2 separate regions of the Homo sapiens genome follow, and region 2 is linked to region 1. A link is an interaction called in ENCODE POLR2A ChIA-PET data of the cell type or tissue named here. Cell type or tissue: MCF 10A. All regions are shown on one strand.

What was found. ChIA-PET counts read pairs that join two places held together with the same protein. Peaks named below come from ENCODE experiments on the same cell type or tissue, not always from the same donor. Only the 100,000 strongest peaks of a DNase experiment are listed, where the experiment ranks them.
Region 2: POLR2A ChIA-PET joins it to region 1 with 6 read pairs; 9 of 35 experiments call an interaction of 5 or more read pairs at or near these places.

Annotation. Positions count from the first base shown.
Region 1 is chr11:111,941,562-111,944,061 of GRCh38, forward strand. All of the region lies in intron 1 of DIXDC1 (DIX domain containing 1), which reads left to right. Among named protein-coding and RNA genes, the nearest start is that of DIXDC1, 5.5 kb to the left of the region's middle. In MCF 10A, no CTCF peak of the experiment used is centred here; DNase peaks (open chromatin) are centred at 670 and 1,460.
Region 2 is chr11:112,095,703-112,098,202 of GRCh38, forward strand. It overlaps SDHD (succinate dehydrogenase complex subunit D), which reads left to right. Exons shown (of 4, transcript NM_003002.4): 4 at 1-92. Among named protein-coding and RNA genes, the nearest start is that of SDHD, 10 kb to the left of the region's middle. In MCF 10A, no CTCF peak of the experiment used is centred here; no DNase peak of the experiment used is centred here.

The sequences.
Region 1 (2,500 bases):
TCCCAGCACTTTGAGAGGCCGAGGCAGGAGGATGGCTTGAGCCCGGGAGTTCAAGACCAGCCTGGGCAACGTGGTGAGACCCTGTCTCTACAGTTAAAAAAAAAATGAGCTGGGCATGGTGGCATGCATACCTGGGATCCCAGCTACTTGGGAGGCTGAAGTGGGTAGATCACTTGAGCCCAGGAGGTTGAGGCTGCAATGAGCCATGTTCCTGCTACTGTTCTCCAGCCTGGGCAACAGGGTGAGATTCTGTCTCAAAACAAAACGAAACAAAATACACACACACACACACACACACACACACACACACACCCACGAAGAGTTTTAGTCTGGTCTCATCTCCATAAGGGGGACATAGAGTGAGTGAGGAAGAAGATTGGAAAGTGAAACATTGCTCCTAAAGGCCTTGTGCCCTCCATAGAGTAGCGGTGGCGTCAACACTGGGCCAATTAGAGGCTTCCAGACATTTTCACAATGAACTCCTCTGTGCTTTGCTGTAGAAATTAAAGGCTTGTTAAGTCTACAGAGCAACTCAGCACCAGATTCCCCAACCTTCTTTTTTCTATCCTGCCTGATTTCTCCTCTCCCCACCCAGGCTCATTGGCTTCATTCCCACAGGAGGCAATGCCAGCTAAACAGATGCACCCTGGCAGCAGGCTATCAGGCAGCTTTATGTTCCTCGTGGTGAGTGATGAGTTGGCCAGGCATGTGGAGCAGTGATAGGGCACTGTTAGCCAGGTGCCACTCCCCGAGGCGGTTCAGAGGATCTAGGGAACACTAGAAAGGCTTCATCTGCCATGATTGGCCTTGTTGTCTAGGCTGTAAGGACCAAAGGCTAAAACTGACACTTTCCTGAATGCATTTTCTTGTTTGTTATTCCCCCAAACCAAGCTCCATTAAAGTGGTCATGGATATTAGCTAGATGTGGTAAGGCAATAGAGAACCAATTCCACAGGCCCTGAGGGTGGGCTCTTATCTCCTGTTTCTAGGATGAGGGACACCCCTAGACCATAGAGTGATACTTCATTCATCCATTCATTCACATGCATTTATTGAGCACTTACCTTGTAACATGTACTTGTGAAGGAGCAGAGAGTGTTTGGGGACTCATAACTGATGGAAATTTAAAAATAAGTTTAGGAGATGATATCTTTCAGAAAATCTTTAGCTCTTTACTTTCTGATATATTATCTTTTGACCACTGGGCTGAATACTAATATATTAATCTTCCCTTATCCAAGGGACATCCATCTCAAGACCCCCAGTGGATGCCTGAAACCGTGGATGGTACTGAACCTGACTGCCATCAGTCGGAGCCTGTTTCTCTTCATGTTTTCTACCCACAAATTTAATTTACTTTGAGGCCATTATAGAGTAAAACAAGGGCAACTTGAACACAAGCACTGCGATACCTTGGCAGTCGTTCCAATAAGAAGATGACGGGTAGCACAGACAGCTTGAATATGCTGGACAAAGGGATGAGTCACGTCTTGGGTGAAACAGAGTGGGATGGCACAAGATTTCATCACACTACTCAGAGTGTTGGACAATTTATTTATTTTTTAAATTTTGATTTCAATTTATTTATTTTTTGAGACAGTGTCTCACTCTGTCACCCAGGCTGGAGTGCAGTGATGTGATCTCAGCTCACTGCAACCTCCACCTCGCACCTCTTGGGCTCAAGCGATTCTCCTGCCTCAGTCTCCCCAGTAGCTGGGACTATAGGCATGTGCTACCACACCCGGCTAATTTTTGTAGTTTTAGTAGAGACAGGGTTTCACCATGTTGGCCAGGCTGGTCTCGAGCTCCTGACCTCAGGTGATCCACCTGCCTCAGCCTCCCAAAATGCTGGGATTACAGGCATGAACCACCGCGCCCGGCTACGATTTAAAGCTTAGGAATTATTTTTGGAATTTTCTTTCTCTCTTTTTTTTTTTTTTTTTTTTTTTGTTTTTTGAGACGGAGGCTTGCTCTGTCCCCTAGGCTGGAGTGCAGTGGCGCAATCTTGGCTCACTGCAACCTCCGCCTCCCGGGTTCAAGCAATTCTCCTGCCTCAGCCTCCCGAGTAGCTGGGACTATAGATGCGTGCCACCACGCCTGGCTAAATTTTTTGTATTTTCAGTAGAGATGGGATTTCACCGTGTTATCCAGGATGGTCTCGATCTCCTGACTTCGTGATCCGCCCACCTCAGCCTCCCAAAGTGCTGGGATTACAGGCATGAGCCACTGCGCCTGGCCCATTTCTGGAATTTTCTATTTAATATATTCAGACGGTGGTTGACCATGGGTGGTTGAAACTGTGGAAAGAAAAACTATGGGTAAGGGAGACTTCTGTACAAAGAACCTGTCCATGAAAGGAAGAAGAAATTCAAGGATATTTTTACTTGTGAACTTTATTTGTACCCAATTAGCCATCAAATTCAATGAACAAATAGCTTTTGCAGGTTCAGTAAAGGGCTGAAAGAGTTAATAGAAAAGAAATACAATAGGGTGTTTACTG
Region 2 (2,500 bases), 150 kb after region 1:
CACAATGGGAATCTCTAATGTGAAAATGTATTCTATGAAAATAATTTTTTTAAATAAAATGTTATATAATAAAAGTGTCTTCTATGCTTTTATATATTAGCTATCAGTAGTTTTATTCATTAGAATTAGGTGTCCATTGCATCCACAGCATGAAAACAAAATTGGGTTTTTTTTTTTTTTTGAGACGGAGTCGCACTCTGTCACCCAGGTTGGAGTGCAGTGGCGTGATCTCGGAGCACTGCAAGCTCCGCCTCCCAGGTTCATGTCATTCTCCTGCCTCAGCCCCCCGAGTAACTGGGATTACAGGCACCCACCACCACGCCCAGCTAATATTTTGTATTTTCAGTGGACATGGGGTTTCACCGTGTTAGCAAGGATGGTCTCGAACTGCTGACCTCGTGATCCACCCATCTTGGCCTCCCAGAGTGCTGGGATTACAGGCATGAGCCACCCCGCCCAGCCAAAATTGAGTGTTTAAATTTTCTTCTGGGGCTTAGCAGTTAGGTAAATCAGACACAAAGTACTGGAAAACAAAAAGGACTTGTAATAGGCAGAAAAATACCAAGTGTATAAGTAATTTGGTATAAACAGAGTATAAGGTTTAGTATTTAGGAATAAGAACTATGTCCAGATTATGGTGTTCTGTGAATACCAGCCTTTGGAATTCATATTATGTTCTATGTGTATTTAGTCTGGTCTAAGAGTTGAGTGTAAGGCATGATGCTGTCTTCTATCAATATAGAGTAACTGGGACTAAGCACATTTTACTCACCAAGGACCTTACTGGGAAGCTGAGGCAAAGGAAGAGTATGTGTTTATGAATGTGTACTAGGGGTTAAAGACATGCTCTCCTTGATGTGCCTGTGGTCTTGTAGAGACTCAAGTGTGCATTAGGGTTTAGGAAGAGGTGATTAATTCTGTTTTGGGGTGGGTAAAAGGTTTCAAAAGAGGGTGATGCCTGAATAGCAGTGGCACACCAACAGATAGTGGTGGTGGGACCAGTCCACCCTGGTGGGAGAGAATATATAAACAATATTCTGACATTGTTTAGAATTGCTGATGCTTGATGATGATAAAAAACAAATGGACTAAAAGTCAATTTTATTGTTTTAAAATTCTCTATAGACGATCCCCTCCCCACCTTGTAGTGTCATTCCTTCCCTTCCCTAGCTCTCAGTATACTGCTGCTGTAGAGTGGAGTGATGAAATGGAGTCTTCCATAAAGTCAAAATGGGGATGGCAGTGACTCTGGATAATATGGGAATCCATAGCTATCTCTAGTACCATCAGATCCTAGATATACAAGGCTGTCTAGTGCTAATAAGCTTCATTAGATGGTGAACGAAGTTGGAGTGGAGGCTGGTTGGGCACTGCCTGCCCCATGTCCCTGCTGGTTTGGTCATTAGGATGGAGCTGAGCTGTCTTTGGGAAGTCAGTAGGTTGCTGTGAGCTGCTGGAAAATGAGGCAAGATTCCGGAAGGGTGCTGTGGCTCATGCCTGTAATCCCAGCACTTTGGGAGGCTGAGGCAGTAGGATTGCTTGAGGCCAGGAGTTTAAAACCAGCGTGGGCAACATAGCAAGACCCTGTCTCTACAAAAATACAATAAAACAAAAAAAAGATTAGCCGGGCATCACTGGCAGTGGCATGTGCCTGTAGTTCTAGCTACTTGGGAGGCCGAGGTGGGAGAATTGTTTGAGCCCAGGAGTTTGAGGTTACAATGAGCTATGATCATACCACCGCACTCCAGCTTAGGTGACAGAGTGAAATCTTGTCTCTTTAAAAAAAAAAAAAATCCAAGGGCTAACAGCAATAGTAGTTTCTGACGGTAAGCAGGACATGATCAGAACTGTGCTTTAGAAATAATTTGGGTACCATTAGGTGGGTTAATAAGCTAGAGGTAGAAGGACATGTGAGGGGATAGAGACAGAATAAAGGGCCTGAACTTTGAGAGTAGCAGTGGAAGTAGGAGTCAATCTCAAAAGGTATTGTAGAAGTCAAAAACATTAATTCATTCATTTGATAGATACTAAGTACCTCATGTAATCAGCACTGTGCCAGGTACTGTGGATAACGATAAAATTTTACCTGCCTTTGAAGGGAATTCATAGTCTAATTGGGGCAACAGAAGAATGACTGCAATACGGTGTAGTAAGTGCAGTGATGGTGAAGCACGTCATGCGCTGTGATGTAACAAAGGGTGCAGTAAGGATTTGCCTGCAAGTTTCCTGGAAGAGAAGATTTGTAACCTGGGTTTTGAAAGATAAGGAGCTGACAGTGGCTGGGGAAGCTGGGATGAGGTGTAGGGTTGACTGGAGGATGGCAGATCAAGCAAAAGATGATATGTAGTTTGGTATGACCCAGCACAGGGAGGGACTGATTGTAGAGGACCTTATATGCCACGATAAGTAATTGAAACTTTATCTTTTTTTTTTTTTTTTTGAGACAGAGTCTGACTCTGTGGCCCAGGCTGGAATGTAGTGGCGCGATCTTGGCTCACTG